Linked DNA regions of Homo sapiens: region 2 is linked to region 1. Evidence: read pairs that join two places in POLR2A ChIA-PET (ENCODE). Cell type or tissue: endothelial cell of umbilical vein. All regions are shown on one strand. Links, peaks and the distances in the headings refer to the core of each region. The heading gives the core; the rest is flanking DNA. Region 1 overlaps ALG9 (ALG9 alpha-1,2-mannosyltransferase). Region 2 overlaps PPP2R1B (protein phosphatase 2 scaffold subunit Abeta).

Evidence for each region. ChIA-PET counts read pairs that join two places held together with the same protein. Peaks named below come from ENCODE experiments on the same cell type or tissue, not always from the same donor. Only the 100,000 strongest peaks of a DNase experiment are listed, where the experiment ranks them.
Region 2: POLR2A ChIA-PET joins it to region 1 with 5 read pairs; 7 of 35 experiments call an interaction of 5 or more read pairs at or near these places.

The regions. Positions count from the first base shown.
Region 1 is chr11:111,814,562-111,824,952 of GRCh38, reverse strand. The region is part of intron 13 of ALG9 (ALG9 alpha-1,2-mannosyltransferase); the gene reads left to right. Among named protein-coding and RNA genes, the nearest start is that of ALG9, 52 kb to the left of the region's middle. RefSeq lists an enhancer at 9,087-10,286. In endothelial cell of umbilical vein, for the core only: no CTCF peak of the experiment used is centred there; DNase peaks (open chromatin) are centred at 5,082 and 5,592; H3K27ac peaks cover 1,767 bases.
Region 2 is chr11:111,745,194-111,755,584 of GRCh38, reverse strand. It overlaps PPP2R1B (protein phosphatase 2 scaffold subunit Abeta), which reads left to right. Exons shown (of 15, transcript NM_002716.5): 6 at 135-290; 7 at 491-605; 8 at 1,016-1,086; 9 at 2,008-2,142; 10 at 3,253-3,426; 11 at 7,571-7,631. Among named protein-coding and RNA genes, the nearest start is that of PPP2R1B, 16 kb to the left of the region's middle. In endothelial cell of umbilical vein, for the core only: no CTCF peak of the experiment used is centred there; no DNase peak of the experiment used is centred there.

The sequences.
Region 1 (10,391 bases), core at 1,585-9,584:
CTTTTCTTTTAGCTATGATAGGTCTATTTCACACAGATGTTTCCGAATTCTCTGTTCAGGGTCATTTATGGAAACTAATTCAAAGCCTGGGAGCCATGCCTTCCTCATGCAACTTAATAAAATTTCATAGGTTGATGCAAATATTAACCTGGGTAGAACTTTATCTATTGAATTTATATTCTTCTGAATGGGTGATGAAAATAACTGTGAAAAGGTTTGCGTTTAAAAAGACATTCCCTCTTCTTAGATTGTAAAGTATATAGCAGGAACTGATAATAATGCAAACTAACTGATTAAGCACAGAAATTACGGTAGGAAAAGATTTTATAAGCATGTTTTGCCAACTCTGGATAATTGAAAATTAACTTCCCATTACTTTTTACTTACGCTTTGGTATAATGGCTTTATTCTATTGGCTGAATGCCACTCAAAGTTTATACATCTGATATTGTCCATCATAAGTTGGAAGCTCCTAAAGGGAAGATATCTATCCATGTATTTGTCTTCCTCTGGTCCCCTTTTAAACTGTAATAACAATATACAACCCGTAAAGAAAAAAATGGAGATTTTGACAAAAATGGTGACTATTTGTATATATGTCGACTTAACTCCAAAGTAGAAATTCTCTAAAATTTGTGTGATTTTTCTTTTGTTTCCTAATTTAGTACTTAACAGGACTTTCTTAATGGTGGCAGTGATAGTGACTTTAGTCATAAATACTAGTGAATTTCATTCTGTATCATAGATGCATTCTTAAAATATTTTATATACACTGATATTTTAAAAGTCCGATTTATGAAAGAAACCCAGAATTTGTTATTGTAAAACAGAAGAAATCAAGCGATCTCCCATGATTTCTCAGATTTCTAAATCTGCATTTTTGTATAAAGTAGTTTGTTTATTTTGAGATATGTTGTTGAGAACTAAGAGATATCATCCAGTTGGGCTTCACTGAGTTGCAGTACCACCATCCTGGGTGTTCACCCTTATGTACTGATTTCACAAGGGGGACAAATAGTTGCAATTCACATAACACCTCTCATCAATTGGTAGTGGCTTACTGGAGCCTGGGATGAAAGAGCATGATGACATTGAATCCAAGCTCAGTGGAAGAGTGCCACAATTGATTGGTGATGTGGAATGTGAACAGTGGGAAGGGAAACAACCATTGGAGCTTTCTTTATTTACCATCACCTAACTTCAGGATAGATCTGTGTGGTGATCTAGGCTCTGTAGATAAGACATGTGACCTTTTCCCAAGTCAGACTTTTTATATTGCTAAAGCTCTTAGAGATGAAGAAGCACTGTAAAAATTCAGAATTTTTCAGGCATGTAAGCCCACAAAATTTCTGTAACCTTTCCATATTTAACATTGGCTTTAAATAGCTCCTTGACATCAACAAATTGAGAGAATTGAATGATCTTATTTTGCCTTTGCCATTTGTGACACGTTCAGTCACAAATGTAACTGTGTTCAGTACTAAAAGCAAGACATAGACTTTCTAATTGCTCAAGACTTGGCAGTGTAAAAGCAAATCCTGTATATTTGTTACCTCCAGCACAGGGCTTTTAATATGGAAATGTATGTAATGATGAGCAGCAGTAGTTTAGAGAAGAGTAGAATCAGCAAAGGGGAGTATATTTGCAATTGTGAGGAAATTGCTTTCTCTACAGTTGCTTTCTCTAGAGTTGAGGAATTGCTTTCTCTAGAGTTGAGAGGGATCTTAGTGGTTTGCACTCCAAACCTTTTGGAAAGGTGGTAAAATCTCTGAGCCTAGGTTAAGCTACTTCCCTAAATCACAGAGCTAGAGGCAGAATATTCAGCGGTCCCATTTCCTGATGCAAATGAAAATATTAGCTAGATTTAAATAAAAAGAGCACTTAGTCGGAGGCAGAAAATACAGAGCTTCTTTTTTATTTTTGTTTTTGAGACAGAGTTTCAGTTTTGTTGCCCAGGCTGGAGGGCAATGGTGTGATCTCGGCTCACTGCAATCTCCGCCTCCCGGGTTCAAGCGATTCTCCCGCCTCAGCCTCCTGAGTAGCTGGGATTACAGGAATGTGCCACCGTGCCCAGCTAATTTGTTGTATTTTTAGTAGAGACGAGGTTTCTCCATGTTGGTCAGGCTGGTCTTGAACTCCCAACCTCAGGTGATCTGCCCACCTCAGCCTCCCAAAGTGCTGGGATTGCAGGCGTGAGCCACTGTGTCTGGCCTGTTTTTTTTGTTTGTTTATTTTGTTTTTTGAGACGGTGTTGCATTGTCACCCAGGCTGGAGTGCAGTGGCATGATCATGGCTCACTACAGTCTCAACTTCCTGGACTCAGGTGATTCTCCCACCTCGCCCTCCTGAGTAGCTGGGACTACAGGTGCACACCACCACACCCAGCTAAATTTTTGTATTTTTTGTAGAGACGAGGTCTCACTATTTTGCCCAGGTTGGTCTTAAACTCCTAGGCTCAAGCAGTCTGCCCACCTTGGCCTCCCAAAGTGTTACAATTACAGGTGTGAGCCACAGCACCTGGCCTTTTTTTTTTTTTTTTTTTTTGAGACTGAGTTGTGCTTTGTCACCCAGACTAGAGTGCAGTGGTGCGAACACAGCTCACTGCAACCTTGACCTCCCAGGCTTAAGCGATCCTCCTGCCTCAGCCTCTCGAGTAGCTGGAACTACAGGCACGTGCCACCGTGCCTGGCTAATTTTTGTATTTTTTGTAGAGACAGGGGTTTCACCCTGCTGCCCATTGCTGGACTCAAACTCATGGGCTCAAGCAATCTGCCCACCTTGGCCTCCCAAAGTGCTAGGTTTACAGGTTTGAGCCACTGGGCCCAGCACAGAGCATTATTATAGTCTGTTTTTCTATTGCTGTCATTTTGGAGCATTAGCCACTTCTAATGTTTGTTTTATGGGTGCTTGTTGATATAACCTGTATCTATCTCGAAGTCCCTCAAGTGGGTATTAATGCAGTGTGATTTCTGCCCAGTGCTCTGAATGTCAAAGTGAAGAAATTCAGAGAAGCCTGGGTAGCCGGGCGTGGTGGCTCACACCTGTAATCCCAGCACTTTCGGAGGCCGAGGCAGGCGGATCACAAGGTCAGGAGATTGAGACCATCCTGGCTAACACGGTGAAACCTCGTCTCTACTGAAAATACAAAAATTAGCTGGGCGTGGTGACAGGCGCCTGTAGTCCCAGCTACTCAGGAGGCTGAGGCAGGAGAATGGCGTGAACCCGGGAGGTGGAGCTTGCAGTGAGCCGAGATCGTGCCACTGTACTCCAGCCTGGGCAACAGAGCGAGACTCTATCTCAAAAAAAAAAAAGAAGCCTGGGGAAACAGCGGAAGTCACTATGACTCTTAGCCAAATGCCTCGTCATCTCATTAGTGACACACATGAGTGGACCATTTCTGTAAGAACAGATTCCCACTGTTCCTACCTATGATTCAGCAAAACTACAGCCAAGGGAATGGGCTTGGCGGAGTCATTGGGAAAAGAAGACCCTGTCGAGCTTGACTCTAGTCTGGCATGGTAGAGAGACATGAGAAATGTAGAATAAGCAGGAGGCCCCAGGGGTTGGGGATGATCTCCAAGGGGCTCTGGCTTTTGGTGCTGCTCTGGGGACAGTGCCAAGTAGGATGTTTGACTGGGGCAGTACACCTGTCAAACAGTAATGCAGGTGTGTTAAGGTGAGCTCAAGGAGGACAGAAGCCTCCCGTGGAGCAGAAGGGGAAAAGCCCACTTGATCTTGTACAAATACAGAGCATGAAAGTAGGACCTTATAGGAAAAAAATACTGATAATCCATTTTCAAATATGTAGAGCATATGCAATAGGATTTCTTTTTACTTTTTAAAAAATTTTATTTTTAGAGACAAGGTCTCGCACTCTTGCCCAGGCTGGAGTGCAATTGTGCAATCATAGCTCACTGCAGTTTCAAATTCCTGATATCAAGCAATCCTACCACCTCAGCCTCCCGAGTAATGAGGATTACAGGTGCACACCACCATACCTGGCTTGTGTGTGTGTGTGTGTGTGTGTGTGTGCGCGCGTGTTTGGAGACAGGGTCTCACTATGTTCCCAGGCTGGTCTTGAACCCTGGCCTTAAGTGATCCTCCTACCTTAGCTTCCCAAAGGATTACAGGTGTGAGCCACAATACCTGGCCCTACATTTGTATTTTTTATAGTAAAAAAGTTGTGGCTAAAATGGAGTCAAAAAACATCTTAGAACTTCTTTACATGCAGAAAGTTCTGGAAGGTTGCAGAACTGGACTTGATTATCTCTAACATCTTGTCTGTGAATTGAGAAAGGCAAGAAATACCAATTGGGAATTTGAGTTAATGCTATGGTTTGTGTCCCCCAAAGTTCATGTATTGGGAACTTGATCCCCAATTTGTCAGTGTTAGGAGGTGGCACCTAATGGAAGGTGTTTGGGTCATGGGACATCTGCCCTCATGAATAGATTAATGCCATTATTGCCGGAGTGGTTTATCTCGAGAGTCAGTGCCTTGTAAAACAATGAGTTCATCCCCTTCTTGCTGTCTCTTGCCCTGTCTTTGCCCTTCTGCCATGTGCTGCCTTCTGCCATGAGATGGCACAGTAAGAAGGCCCTTACCAGGCGCCGGCACCTTGATTTTGTACTCATCAGCCTCCAGAACTGTAAGGAAGTAAATTTCTTTTCTTTATAAATTATCCTGTCTCAGATATTCTGTTATAGCAACACAGATTGGACTAAGACAGTTGCTCTTAAGTGTGATTCTTCTGTTTATTTCCTTTGGATTCTGTAATCCCTTTCCCAATAGCAGGAATGCAGTCATGGATCTGAATAGAGTCATATATTTTGATGGCACAGTGAGAAGGCCCTTACCAGACACCAGCACCTTGATTTTGTTTAGTAGATTTATTACGATATGATGTGATCTTTATTGTATGGTATTATGGAGGAAATAGATTGTCCTCCAGGGGCTAGAAGCTAAGGGAAGAAATTCTTGGCACTTACAAATAAGCTGGTCATAGTTTTGAACAGCGTGGTGTTGGAAGTTGTCCAGCATCCTGGTGTGGCTGGTCACCATTCTTTCCTTCCGCAAATACTTTTTGACTGCCTGAGATATGCCAGGTACTGTACCAGGCACCAGGTGTATTGTGCTTATAAAGACAGATTCAGTTCTTGCCTTCACAGAGCTTACAAGGTTCAGCTATAAGAAGGCTTGGGCCTTGCTGCAGTTGCTCACAGAGGGATTTGAGGAGATGTGATGAATCAGAATTTATTATGTGTTTGGAAGGAAGACATTCTGAATGCTGCTTAAAAGCTAAGTATTAAATTAATAACATATGTCAGCCATTGTGGCTGCTGGATAGTCTCAGTTATGACCAAATTTTACTTAGCTGTGGGCAAACTGTCTAAACAGTTTTTTCAGCTTTAATCCTCCCACTTGCCTAGGAGTTTACAGGGCAGTTGATTTAGATTGATCTTTCACATTATCCCCTTGGACTCTTAGAGGATTCATGATGACAGTTGTTTACCAGAGGATTTTCAGTGACATATGAGAAATAAGATCTGTCTTCTGTGTGGAGATGGTTTCTCTGTGATGTTCCCTGAACCTCATGTTGGCCCTTGCCAGAGATCTCTATTTTTACAGCTACTTGCGTCATTGTCATTTCCAGCTGATAGATGATTGAATGCAACTTCACATCCTTCCTGTCTTAGGACTTGTGGGGCTTTGGCTCAGGCAGCTGGATAGACAGCAGAGAAGGTCACTGAGAATAGGAGGTTGGACTATTAGTTCTTTCCTTGTCCCCACATGGCATTCTAAACTGTGATAAAATTATTTGATACAACCATTGAACCCATTCCTCCTGTTGCCTTTTCTCAGTCTTCAGATCCCCATAGTGTTTCTGTAGCATTTGAAATCTACTCTTCACCCAGATTTTCAAAACTGTGTACTTCTTTGATTCTTCTATGTCCTGTCTTCTGGTTCCCTTCATCCTTGGCTGCTTCCACTTCTTTCTTCTGCCCAGTGCTACGGGCATCTTCTCAGCTTTATCTGTGGTCTTTGGCCCTCTCTGTTTGTTTTTTGTCTCTCTTCTGCTCTTTTACCTTTTCTTCCCTCCTTCACTTCCTCTCCCTTTTTTTCATGCATTCTTCATGTATTTGTTAAGTAGACATTTACTTAGGACCTACTGTATGTTTTGTACTGTGCTAGGTTTTTGGCATAGAAGAATGAATGAGATAGACACAGCCCCAGATTTTATGGAGCTTACAATGAATTTCCCAATTAATTAATAGAATATAATTGTAAAATGTTTTGAGAAGTACTGGTTGCTATAAGAGCATGTAATTTAGGCCCTGTCCTAGTTTAAGAGGTCAGTGAAGTCTTTCTTAAGGAAATCATTTTTAGCTGAAATCTGAAGGATGAGTAGGAATTTATGAGGGGACAACAGGGAATGTTCCACGAGTAGGAACAGAAAACAGTTCTCTAACTCAGTATTTTAGTCATATTGGTCTTCTTTCAGTTACAGTTGTGTGCTGCTCAGTGACACTTTGATCTAGGGCAGACTGCATGTTTGATGGTGGTCCCACAAGATTATTATGGCTACACCATACAGCCTAGGTGTGTCATAGGCTATACTGTCTAGCTCTGTGTAAATACACTCTATGATGTTCACATAATGATGAAATCATCTAAGACACATTTCTCAAAACCTGTCTCCCTCGTTAAGTGACGCATGACTGTACTTGAGTACCCCATGCTTCTTCCCACCTCATTAGGTGTAAGACACAAGTTATCATCTTTCCTCAATGTCACCCAAACCTATTCTTTACTGCAGCCTTAGTTCACTGAATTAGAAATCTTGGTGTCACTGGTTTCATTTGAAATAGAAGTGAGGGCCAGGTGTGGTGGCTCACGCCTGAAATCCCAGCACTTTGGGAGGCCGAAGTGGGCGGATCACCTGAGGTCAGGAGTTTGAGACCAGCCTGATCAACATGGTGAAATCCCGTCTCTATTAAAAATATAAAAATTAGCCAGCCGTGGTGGCGGGCCCCTGTAATCCCAGCTACTCAGGAGGCTGAGGCAGGGGAGAATCGCTTGAACCTGCGAGGTGGAGGTTGCAGTGAGCCGAGACCGCACCACTGCACTCCAGCCTGGGCGACAGAGCAAAATCTGTCTCAAAAAAAAAAAAAAAAAAGAAATACAAGTGAGATTTGTCCTTTCTTCTTTCTTCATTCCCACTGCCATAGAAATATCAGAAGGTGATGTAGAGGCAGGTGGATCACTTAAGCCCAGGAGTTCGAGACCAGCCTGGGCAACATGGTGAAACCCTGACTCTACAAAATACAAAAAAAATTAGCCAGGCGTGGTGGTGTGCACCTGTTGTCCCAGCTACTTAGGAGGCTGAGGTAGTAGGATCACTTGAGCCTGGGGAGGTCGAGACTGCAGTGAGTTTTGTTTTTTATTTTTTTTTGAGTCAGAGTCTCGCTCTGTCTCCCAGCCTGGAGTGCAGTGGCGTGATCTTGGCTCACAGACTGCAGTGAGTTGTGATTTGCACTACTACACTCCAGCCCGGGTGACTGAGTGAGTCCCTGTCTAGAAAGAAAGAAATATCAGAAGGCATTATCACTTCACAACTGAATATTACAGTAGTAACTAGAGTGCTTACTTCAGCTTTTTCCTCCAACACTTTCTTGCCTCATCCTCCGCAGCATAGCTAGTATAGGCCTCTCTTTCTAAGACCCTGTTTTTTATCATCTTACTCCTTGGCTGAAAAACCTAGAATAGATTCCTGATGCATAAAATCCAGATTCTCTTCCTTTGGATCCTCCATTATCAGTCCTCAGACTGTCTCACTCTCGTTTTGTTTCTCAACAAACACCTTTTGGGACAGGTAGATATTCTTCCTCTTCCCCCTGTCAACCATGCTCCTTTATGTCTTTTTCCCTCTGTTTTCTCTTTAACTTTTATTACCAACTTTAGGAAGTCTTTTCAACTACTGTAGCCTCCAGTGATCTCATCCTCTCTGAACTCTGAATTTTTAATAACACTTTCTGCATTTCATATATGCTAATGTCATTTCCTTACCTAAATTATAAGTTTAAGAATGACTTGGGGCTGGGTGTGGTTGCTCATGCCTGTAACCCAGAACTTTTGGAGGCCAAGGCGGGAGGAATCACTGGAGACCAGGAATTCAAGACTGACCTCGAAAAGTTAGTGAAACCTTGTCTCTATTTTAAAAAATTTAAAAATTAGCCAGGCATGGTGGCACATGCCTGTGGTCCCAGCTACTTGGGAAGCTGAGCTGGGAAGATCACTTGAGCTTGAGAGGTTGAGGCTGCAGTGAGTTATGATCACATCATTGCACTCCAGCTTGGGCAACAGATTGAGACCCTGTCTCCAAAAGAAAGAAAGAAAGAATGGCCAGCTGGACATGGTGGCTCATGCCTGTTATCCTAGCACTTTGGGAAGCTGAGGTAGGAAGATTGCTTGAGGCCGTAAGTTCAAGACCAGCCTAGGCAGCATAGCAAGACCCCCGTCTCTACAAAAAATAAAAATAAATTAACTAGGCCTGGTGGCGCATGCCCGTAGTGCCAACTACTTGGGAAGATCACTTGAACCCAGGAGGTTGAGGCTGCAGTGAGCAAAAGAAAAGAACAAGGACATGTTATGACTTATATGTAATTTTATATACTCTAGGATTCACCAAATAGATACTTAATAAATGCTTTGAGGATGCCTAGAAGATTCCTTTTTTGCTTTTTGATCTGCAATTTTATTGCCTGTCAGGACAAATTGTATCACCCTTCAAATACATTCAACAAATTCAATACTCAAAAGTGTAAAATCATAGTGCCCAACAACTAATCAAAACTACTAAATTGTGAAGAGGCAAGAAGATGTAACCTAAAACCAAGAAGATTTATTTTGATATCATTTGGTGGATACTGCTAGTTCATTGCTTACTGGGGACTGTGAATGGTTAACATTGTAATCCTTCTGTCCTGTATGTTGGGTTTAACTTGAATTGATAATAGACACTAACCTAGGTTGAAACAAGGATAATTTATTTTAATGGGCTCTAATATTCCAGGGATTGTTTCTACCAGCTAAATACTCACATTTCATAGAGCTGGTCAAGGATTCCTTCTGATATTCCAGCTATTTTTATAGTCCTTTACAGTTTACCAGTTTTATTTAAATGAATCATCTCATTTAATCCTCATTATAACTCTTTGAGGTAAGTGATGTTATCTTTATTATCAGAAGAAGAAAATGAGGTATAAGAAAAAAGATTGTGAGTCACTCAGCCAGTCTGTGGTAGAACCCAGGCCTGAATCTAGGCCGGCTGACTTTGAACTCCTTTTCTAATAACCTTAGTTGTTCTTGAATGAAGAACCTGCCCTTGATCATACCTAATCATTTTCTGCTGGAGGCCTTTGTCCTTGTGTGTTTGAGTTGTTCATCAGCTGCTTCCCAGAGATGGTGAAAAAGAGGTTAAAAGTTTTTCTAATGGATTATCCTCTTGATTAATATGATTTTGCTTCGGTGTCTTTCTTTTTTTTAGTTTTAGAGACAGGGTCTTGCTCTGTTTCCTGGGCTGGAGTGCAGCGGCACAATCAGCTCACTGTAGCCTCGAACTCTTGGGCTCAAGCGATCCTCCCGCCTCAGACTCCCAAGTAGCTAGGACTACAAGTGCGAGCCACCACACTGAGCCAATTTTTAAAAAAAATTTTTTTGTAGAGACGAGCTGTCACTATGTTGCTCAGATTGGGCCTTGATATCTTTCTAAGACCTTTACTTTAAATGGAATTTGCTTAGGGATGATATGATAAATGAAGCCTAATCTGACTGATACAGTTGCATATTAATTAGTTACCACCCACATCCCTGGTAGGCCTTGTACCCGACACCAAATCTAGATAACCAGACCTGTAGTGTGCCTGGCCAGAAAAAGCCACGTTGAGGTCAAGTATTAAAATGTCATACTGAGGGCTCCCTAACCAAAAGAAATCTAAGCATAAGACCCTCAGTGTCTCTGTCTCTTGTTGGTTCTGTTTGCTTACAGAGGCATGGCACTTGTAAAGCTTTTAAAAACTTGTTTCATGTTCTTATAATCCTTGGGAGATACAGAGTGGGTGTTCAGACCAAAAAGGCTACTTCCTGAAGTGTTTATGCAAAGGATCATTTTTAGAGAGTTATGTGGAATGGAATTGGGTCTGACGTCAATTCTCAGTGTGCTTTCTCTCCCCTGGAGGAATAGGCCATATGTAGAGACAGATGTGAGACTGAAGTCTTTTTTACATATAAATAATGCTGGGAGAGAATGAGAACATTTCTGTAAGGTGGAGGTTGGGGAAGAACAGAGTTCACGGTAAGCCAGAGATGACCAACTTGTTTTTGTATGCACTTC
Region 2 (10,391 bases), core at 1,241-9,240, 69 kb after region 1:
GATGTCAAGACGTGAAACTATATAAGGTGTGGCAGTCTTGGTGGTGTTAATTTTTTTAAACACCTGCACCACCCCACAGCAGTTCCCCATGGGTCTCAGTAAATGTCTGAATTACAGAAATTTTGTTCCTTTAGGATTCAGTGCGCCTCCTTGCTGTGGAAGCTTGTGTCAGTATTGCCCAGTTATTGTCTCAGGATGACCTTGAGACTTTGGTGATGCCTACACTTCGACAAGCAGCAGAAGATAAATCTTGGCGCGTTCGCTATATGGTGGCTGACAGATTTTCAGAGGTAAAGTGATCATTTTTAAGTACTAAGGAAATAAACCTGAAAACACATAGATTTGCTGTTGTACCCAAAGTTTCTGAATTAATTCTTTTCAATGGGAAGTGCTGTGGCAAAAATATGTATTTACAGATTGCACAATTTTGTTTTGTTCTTGTTAATTCTTTTGTTAGTATACATTAAAACCCGTTCAAATTCTTTTATAGCTCCAGAAAGCCATGGGTCCTAAAATCACCCTAAATGACCTCATCCCCGCCTTTCAGAACCTACTTAAAGACTGTGAAGCTGAAGTCCGGGCAGCTGCTGCCCACAAAGTAAAAGGTTAAGGAGTTCAATTTATGTTGGAACATGTGTCATTCATTTTGGTGCATTTTTTTGTTAGTCAATTTTGCATGTTTTTTGTTCTAGAATATGTTTTTAAAATACATAGGGATGTTTTTAGTGTGTGGAAATGTTACATTGTCACTTAAAGATAGTCTCTTTATATTTAAAACCAAGAAATCATTTTGTCTTGTTTTTGTAAAAAAAAAAATGCCTTTCAGGTTGGATTGGTGTGATATGCAATGGCATAGAGAGTTCACGAAAAAGTTTATTTAGAACAAGAGCTGTTTTCCTTATTTGCTTAAACATATAATTTAATTGAAATTATTGATAAACCTGGTTAAATGTCCTCATTTGGCTCTTTGTAAATGGCCCTGTGAAAGCATTCTTTTTTTCTATTTATCTTTTAGAACTTGGTGAGAACTTGCCCATTGAAGATAGAGAGACCATAATTATGAATCAAATTCTGCCTTATATAAAGGTAAACCTGACTTTATTTTGTTTCACTCTCTTTTATATGAAGGTAAACCTTAATCTCATTATTTTTGTTTGTTTGTTTACCTTAAAGCTCTTTGAGTTTAAAGGTTGACAGGGAATGAATGGGGAAGATGTGTTAATGTGCAACATTGTTATTCATCACTTATTAGCCCATTGTAATTGTAAACTGCTCTTTGGTGCATAGGTTTATGTTACCTAACAAGTAGTCTGAGGAAACATTATCAACTAATCAGTATTGAAATAGTGCTGTCTTTAAATTCCTTGGGGTCAGGCATGGTGGTACATGCCTGTAATCCAAGCACTTTGGGACGCTGAGGTGGGAGGATTTCTTGAGCCCAGGAGTTTGAGACCAGCCTGGGCAACATAGTGAGACCCCATTGCTACAAAAAATACAAAAATTAGTTGAGCCTGGTGGCATGCACCTGTAGTACCAGCTACTTGGGAGTCTGAGGTGGGAGGATTGCTTGAGCCCAGGAGGTTGAGATGGCAGTGAGCTATGATCATGCCACTGTACTCCAGCCTAGGTGACAGGGTGAGACACTGTCTCAAAAAAAAAAAAATTAGGCCAGGCGTGGTGGCTCACACCTGTAATCCCAGCGCTTTGAGAGGCCAAGGTAAGAGGATTGCATGAACCCAGGAGTTCAAGACCAGCCCTGGCAATGTAGTAAGAACCTGTCTCTGCAAAAAATGAAAAAAATTAGCCAGGCCTGGTGGTGCATGTCTGTAGACCCAGCTACTCTGGAGGCTGAAGTGCTTGAGCCTGGGAGGGTGAGGCTGCAGTGAGCCAAGGTCATGCCACTGCACTCCAGCCTGGGCAACAGAGCAAGACTCTGTTTCCCAGAATAATGGTATGGAAGTTTCTGTTGTCTTGTAATAAAGGCTTTTAATTTCGATTTTATTTTAGGAATTAGTATCCGATACCAATCAACATGTCAAATCGGCTCTAGCTTCTGTAATTATGGGATTGTCTACTATTTTGGGCAAAGAAAATACCATTGAACATCTTCTACCTCTTTTCTTAGCTCAGTTAAAGGATGAGGTGGGTCTTGCTTTATGTTCTGTTGCCTTTGATAGTAATTTGATTTTATTTGATTTTGGTTTAGGGTTTCATTAAAATAGAACCCCCAAAAAGAAAATGGATAAAAAAATCATAACTTATTTTAAACCAATGACACCTGTGATTTTGGGTATGGGGTTATAGGTTCCTCAGAAAGTGGGCAAAAGTACCCATTAGAGTAAACCTAGAAATATCTGTTTATCATCTTTACCTGATTTTTGCTTTATACTCCCTGGTTTCTTTAAAGCTAATGTGTCTTTGTTTAAAAAGTTTCATTTATTTAAGTTTAAATATAGTATCAAAAATTATAATGATACCTAATATTTACTGAGTAATTACTACATGGCAAGCATGAGCCTTAGTGCTTTGCATGTATTTTTACATGCAATTCTCACAACAATCCTGTGAGGTAGGTCTTATTATTATCCCTTTTTGTTTGTTTGTTTGTTTGTTTTGTTTTTTGAGACGGAGTCTTGCTCTGTCGCCCAGGCTGGAGTGCAGTGGCGCAATCTCTGCTCACTGCAAGCTCCGCCTCCTGAGTTGATGCCATTCTCTTGCCTCAGCCTCCTGAGTAGCTGGGACTACAGGCGCCTGCCACAGCACCCAGCTAATTTTTTGTATTTTTAGTAGAGACGGGGTTTCACTGTGGTCTCGATCTCCTGACCTCGTGATCTGCCCGTCTCGGCCTCCCAAAGTGCTGGGATTACAGGTGTGAGCCACCGCACCCGGCCAATTATCCCATTTTACAGATGAGAAAGCTGAGGCATAGAGGGTTAAAGTAACTTGAGCAAGGTCTTTCAACAATGACAGATCTGAAATTTGAGTGCATCTGATTTAGTTCCAGAGATTATGCTCTTTACCATCTTACGGACTTTTCTTGTAGTCTTTAGTATTACGGACTTTTAATTGAAATTTCTGATTAAGATCATTTATGTTCCTTGAGTTATTTATGTATTCACTATTATTTCTTCAAGATTATCCATTTTTTTTTCACCTGAGTCTTACCTCACCTTTTATCTTACCCTGACAGGAGACTGTTGGGCAGAGTACTTGATTTTTAAATGTGGTCTTTTGGGGCTTGTGTACTTGCAGTGTCCTGACGTTCGTTTGAATATCATCTCCAATTTGGATTGTGTAAATGAAGTGATTGGAATCCGTCAGCTCTCTCAGTCTCTCCTTCCTGCCATAGTGGAGCTGGCAGAAGATGCCAAATGGAGGGTCCGCCTGGCCATCATTGAGTATATGCCGCTGCTGGCAGGCCAGCTGGTGAGTATGTGTTGCTCCATGAACTGCAGGGTAGTGTCAGATAGTGACAATTTACCATGGCAAGTAGGAGGCCTAGTAGCCTGTATGCTTATGTTTGTTTAGATGCATGAAAGTATGGCCTTGTTCTTGTTACCTATAGGATGGTTTTTATGTTTGTTAGTGCATACGTTTCTTTTCTTTTAAGATGGAGTTTCACTGTTGTTGCCCAGGCTGGAGTGCAATGATGCAATCTTGGCTCACTGCAACCTCCACCTCCTGGGTTTAAGCGATTCTCCTGTCTCAGCCTCCCAAGTAGCTGGGATTACAGGAATATGCCACCACACCCAGCTAATTTTGTATTTTTAATAGAGATGGGGTTTTACCATGTTGGTCAGGCTGGTCTTGAATTCCTGACCTCAGGTGATTCACCCGCCTCAGCCTCCCAAAGTGCTGGGATTCCAGGCGTGAGCCACTGCATCTGGCCTATTAGTGCATACATTTCTAACAAAAAGGTATAGGTTGAGTATCCCTCATCTAAATACGCTTGGGACCAGCATGTTTGGGACCAGAAGTGGATTTTGGAATATTTGCATTATAAATATTTACTGGTTGAGCAGCCCAAATTCAAAAATGCAAAGTCCAGAATGCTCCAATGAGCATTTCCTTTGAGCATCATATCAGTGCTCAAAAAGTTTTGGATTTTGGAGCATTTCACATTTTGGATTTTTGGATTTGGGATGCTTAATCTGTATTACAGAAACATATTTCACCTCATCACCACCGAAAAACAAAGCCATAGAATAATCAGTTTCTTGGTATATATAATGTAAATTTTATAATATTTAATGCCTTTGTGACTTAAGAAATGTTTAACTGAGAAGAAAAGGGATTATGGTTTTAGGGTAAGTCTGCTGTGATTTTTGCTCAAGGAAACTTCCCTGTTTGCCTTGTATTCTAAGCAAAATGTCCCTAGGTACCACTTGCCCTACATTCTGATTAAAGGGAGTTGAGGAATCACCATATAGAAAAGAAGTATTGAAAGGCCGGGCACAGTGGCTGACACCTGTAAACCCAGCACTTTGGGAGCCAGAGGCAGGCGAATCACTTGAGGCTAGGAGTTCCAGACCAGCCTGGCCAACATGGTGAAACCCCATCTCTACTAAAAATACAAAAATTAGCTGGGCACGGAGGTGCACACCTGTAATACCAGCTACTCGGGAGGCTGAGGCAGGAGAATCGCTTGAACCCAGGAGGCGAAGGCTGCAGTGAGCCAAGATTGCACTACTGCACTGCAGCCTGGGCAACAGAGTAAAACTTTGTGTCAAAAAAAAAAAAACAAAACAAAAACAAAAACTGAAGCTTGTAATGTTAGTATTTTGGTCAAAGTCCACATTATCACATTATCTGTTACTGTTTGAGTTTCGTGATCAGTGTTACCCTAACTAATACCATGTTAGTTAAAATTTCAAAGCTGGGTTTTATAGCCACATCCTTTCCTTTTTTTGAGTAGGTGGCCTAGACAGTTCTAAGTTTGATGTACCTTCATCTCTGTTGGTAGCACTTATTACAGAGTATTGTAATTGTCTGTTACAGTCTAGTTGGAGAGATGGGTGATCTCTTTTAGGGCAGGGACTGTATTTTATTTCCAGTCCCTACCATAGTGCCCGTCATTAATTAGGCACTTAACATTTTTTATTTTGGGGGCAGGGTCTTGCTGTTGCCCAGGCTGGTCTTGAACTCATGGCCTCAAATGATCCTCCTGCCTCGGCCTCCTGAGTAGCTGATAATAGGCATGAGCCACTGTGTATAGCCAACATTTGTTGATTGTTGAGTATTTTTTGAGAAAGATGTGTCAGTTTACTATTGACATCGCTACAGTTTGTTTCCCCTTCCTCACTCCCACTTCCATTCCTTTCAGGTCACAACATATGGAATTTATTTTTTCTTGTCTTGAACCCCTGAATTTGTATTTTTAATTTTAGTACATTTAGTTTATGAACATGCAATTTGTGGATGTCTGTGGCATTATATGTTTTATAAAATTGAAAGTGTCCGATTCTTTGAAAAGTATACCAGAGGTATTAGTGCATGGCAAATGGGATCAGGTGAAGTTATTTTGTCATCCTTTTTGTCTGTCACTCCCAAGTGCTATGGGTCATCTTCTCTTCACTGGTGATTGTCATGGATCTACTTTTCAGAGTGGAGAGGAGCAGTGATTAACTGATTTGCTGAAGACCAAAACTATCTGGAAGGGAGGGTGCATTTTAGTACCATTTCTTTTAACCTCTGCTCCTTCTAGACCTGGAAAGTTTCCCAGGGTTGCTAGCTCTATAGAGAGCAGTGTGAAAGCAAGGCAGATGGTGTCTTTGGCTGACTTACACCTGTCTGGCAGGGGTGACATGCCTCAGTCATGAACATTTTGCTTTACAATTTTAACTTCTTGTTAGTATATATATTCTCCTTAATTTCTCTTCATATCTAAATATTTTTATATCAGATAGTCATTTTATAAAATTCTCTCAAGACTTTATGTATGACCTGGCTTGTGGACGATGTTAAGTAAGTGTAAAGTTAAACTACAAAAACCGGAAAATAGGCCAGGCGTAGTGGCTCACGCTTGTAATCCCAGCACTTTGGGAGGCCTAGGTGGGTGGATCACCTGAGGTCAGGAGTTTGAGCCCAGCCTGACCAACATGGTGAAACCCCATCTCTACTATACAAAAAATTTAGCCGGGTGTGGTGGTGGGTGCCTGTTACTTGGGAGGCTTCTTGGGAGGCTGAGGCAGGAGAATTGCTTGAACCCAGGAGGCGGAGGTTGTAGTGAGCTGACATTGCACCACTGTACTCCAGCCTGGGCGACAGAGAGAGATTCCGTCTCGACAACAACAACAACAACAACAACAAACTGGAAAATAAAAGTTAATTAAAACTGAAGGAAAATTCTCAACCTGAAATGAAAAAGAAATCTTGGCTGACGTAATCTAAGTGTATGCCAAAATTTGTTCATTATGATCTTTTAGTACAAAGCAATTTTGGGCCAGGTGCGGTGGCTCATGCCTGTAATCCCAGCACTTTGGGAGGCTGAGGCGGACGGATCATCTGAGTCAGGAGTTAAGAGACCAGCCTGGCCAACATGGTGAAACCCTGTCTCTACTAAAAATACAAAATTAGCTGGGCATGTGCTGCATATCTGTAATCCCAGCTACTTGAGAGGCTGAGGCAGGAGAATCACTTGAACCCGGGAGGTGGAGGTTGCAGTGAGCTGAGATTGTGCCACTGTACTCCAGCCTGGGCAATAGAGTGAGACTCCATCTCAAAAAAAAAAAGCTATTTTGTCTTATTCAATCACTATTTTCAAAGCACTGACACATTATATTACCTCTCTTTTTTTAAAATATAGAATCACCAGTCAGGAACTTCTTAGAGTTCAAAGAAGCAAGACTGTAAATGTGTAGACCCCAGAAGGGAGGCACTAGGAAAGTGTGTCACAGCATTCTCCATGTGGTGTGGAAGCCCCGGGGTTAGAGGACTGTGTAAATCTGCTCCCGGAGCCCATCCCCAGCCTGCACTGAAGTGGCCACCTGTTGACAGTCGGGAGGAACAGGGCTGGGAGAGCAAGCCATGCCTGGGCCATATGCCCTGTAGTCCTGGGCCTGCTTTATTCTCCCTCCAGGGCTTTCTCCTGTTGTCTCGAAAATACTCTCTTTAACTGGGGATATCTCTATGTCTTGAGGTCAGTTGCTTTATCCTTAAGGATTTGTCATAATAGTAACCAAAAAGGGAAGACGATTGAGAATTAGTAATATTACTGACAGGTGTTTTCCTGGGTAATTCATTTTTACAGGTAATCCAGATTTGCTTGGCAGACCATACACAGTGCATTCTTCCTGCTCTTTTGCAGTGTTGTGGCTGACTTCTGGCCACCCTGTTCTCTTTTACCTAGCAGGGCCTATGCCAGCTCACGTATGCTTTTTTTTTGTTTATGATTTCCGTCCAATAAATAGATTTATGGTTTGTTTGTAATTCCTGTGGTGTTTCTATCTCTTATTTGTTTATTTGGAAACAAGTTTTTTTAGCCTTCAGGTAACCTTGGTGTAATGTAAATAGACCATCTTTATTTCTGAATTTTGGCAATGTATGTTAATGGAATCTTCTGTATCTGTAGGGTGTGGAATTCTTTGATGAAAAGCTGAATTCTTTATGTATGGCTTGGCTCGTGGACCATGGTGAGTAGATAAAAACAGATTATTGAAAGCCCATATATCCATGATTTTCATACATTTCCTTTTAGAAAGGAATCTCAGTCTGACCAGATATTTTGCCTTAATATTGTAGGAATGAAGAAAGGCTCTAATTAAAGTTTAATCTTCTGAATATAAATTTGACGTTTCTACCAATTTTTTGTATCTTCGATTTTATTTTCTCCATTAAACAATTTATTTGCATTATTTTCTTACTCAATCTATTACATTATCTTCAGACCATCTCTTTTATATATCTACTTACTCCTCCCTTATCTGAAGATCCTCTTTTTGACCATCCTGTAATTGGTGTCTTCAGCAGCTATACACTAGGTTGTATGGAGATTGGAATCAGATGAAAGGCCTGGGTGGGAGAAATGGCTACTTGGCTTTTTGAGGTGACATAGAAGAGGAGATCTACAGTGAGACAGTAGAGGATTCTTAGGTGTGGGAAACACTAGCTTTGCCATAGGGAGAGAGAGGGCCTGGATTTCTGGTTTGGGTGAAAGGAAGGCTTACTGCTTGTACTCTCACTGCTGCTGCTACAGTGCTAGGAGAGGGTGAGCTCAGGGCAGGTCAGATAGGACAGCAGGAATGAGCAAGTGACTTCCTGGTGAGGCTTCAGGTAGAGGTATATGTGTGTATCCCCTTGTGTGCCAGGCAGCAGTGGGTGACAGATGTACCGTCTCTGCCAGATCCCAGGTCCAGACTTGACAGCTTCAGTGTTGTCTTAGACCTGTTTCGATGAGTGTGAGTGCCCCTATGGGGTCATGTGACATTGTCCTTGAGCTTTGTTTCCATGTTTTGGTGGATATAATAGATAACCTGAGTCAGTTCCACAGTATCTTTTATATACTTGATATATGTATTTAGTGTATCTCTTTGTTCATCTATGGGTGCTTATGCCTGGAAATTTGGGAGGAATGAGGATATTTGTGTCTGCTTATACGTGTGGGTGGTTTTGTTAAAGGCATGTTTGCATCATATGGAGGATCATATGGTTAAGAGTGTGAAGAGGAAGGATGTGAAAAAATATGTGAAAATGTATAAGGGCTTATATATGTGGGTATTTCCAGTGTTTTCAAACTGGATTGTAGACTTCTTTCTCTTTTTCTTCTCTAAAGTTATCTTATTGTGGCCTATTTATTTCTTTTTAAATAAAATTAAAATTTGGCAAATCATAGGAAAGAAATACCACTTTTAAAAAAAATGTTTATGTTATATCTGATAAATATTTGACGTTACTGGGAATGGTGCATCCTAGCAAATCATTCTGTGCTTTTTTAAATTTTATTTTACTTTAAGTTCTAGGATACATGCATAGAACATGCAAGTTTGTTATGTTACATAGATATACATGTGCCATGGTGGTTTGCCGCATCTATCAACCTGTCGTCTAGGTTTTAAGCCCCACATGCATTAGGTATTTGTTCTAATGCTCTCCCTCCCCTCGCCCCTCACCCCCTGATAGGCCTCAGTGTGTGATGTTCCCTTCCCTGTATTCATGTGTTCTGATTGTTCAACTCCCACTTATTAGTGAGAACATGTACTGTTTGGTTTTCTGTTCCCGCGTTAATTTGCTGAGAATGATGGCTTCTAGCTTCATCCATGTCCCTGCAAAGGACATGAACTCATTCCTTTTTTATGGCCGCATAGTATTCCGTGGTGTATATGTGCCACATTTTCTTTATCCAGTCTGTCATTGATGGGCATTTGGGTTGGCCTCAAGTCATTCTATGCTTTCTTTAAAAGTTGGCATTTTAGATTAAGATGGTGTTTTATTTTGAGGAATTTTTAAAGTTCTAATATTCCACAAAGAATTAAATTCCTGGCACCCTTTCTCTGTAAGATTGTCTTCTCTATGCAACTTGATTACTCCTTCCTCTTTTCGGATTTTCTCTTTCAGTTTGGGAGCAGGAGAAACCCTTGTTTATTTCACTGCAGCAGCATGCTGAAGTGGGGACTGCAAGAGTTCCATGAACCAATGAAATAACAGCTCTGAAATTGTTTTGTACTTAATCACAGGAGCTTTTTTGCTTTTGCATTTCAGATAAGTGTTATATAATGATCACTGGATCAGTTAGAGTTTTTGAAACTTTTCCCCTAGTTAGGTAACTACTAAAAGAACATTGTGAAAATTCCAGAGAAGTATAAGGAAGAAAGTATCACTCACCTATATTCCTGTGGTTGAGTAGACAGTTTTGATCAGAGGGAGGAATGTAGAAGGGAAATTTATTTATTTATTATAGGAGAAAGGAGAAGGTATCAGTTATTGAGCATAGATAGACATTCAAAGAAACCTTGCAGGTCAGCCAGGCCTTGAGAGGAGATGGGGAGAGAGAAAGAGACAGAAATAGACAAAAGAAAACAGGCAGAACTCTGGAATGGTTTGCATTCTTCTGAAAACAGTCAGAGGAACCAAGAACATAGTAGGCATCTGGCCAAGTAGAGTTCAGTGCAGTTAAGGTCTTGGTCAAGGCTATGCATGTGTGTTCCCCAGTCTCTGGTTTTTCTGGCAGTAGAGATCCCTTCCTATGGTAATGGCATTATGATAAAAATCTAAAGCGTGTTAAAAAAAATAGTAATTTGCTGAGCATGGTGGCTCATGCCTGTAATCCCAGCACTTTGGGAGGCTGAGGCGGGTGGATGACTTGAAGTTAGGAGTTCGAGACCAGCCTGGCCAACATGGTGAAACCCTGTCTCTACTAAAAACACAAAAATTAGCTGGATGTGTTGGCGGGCGCC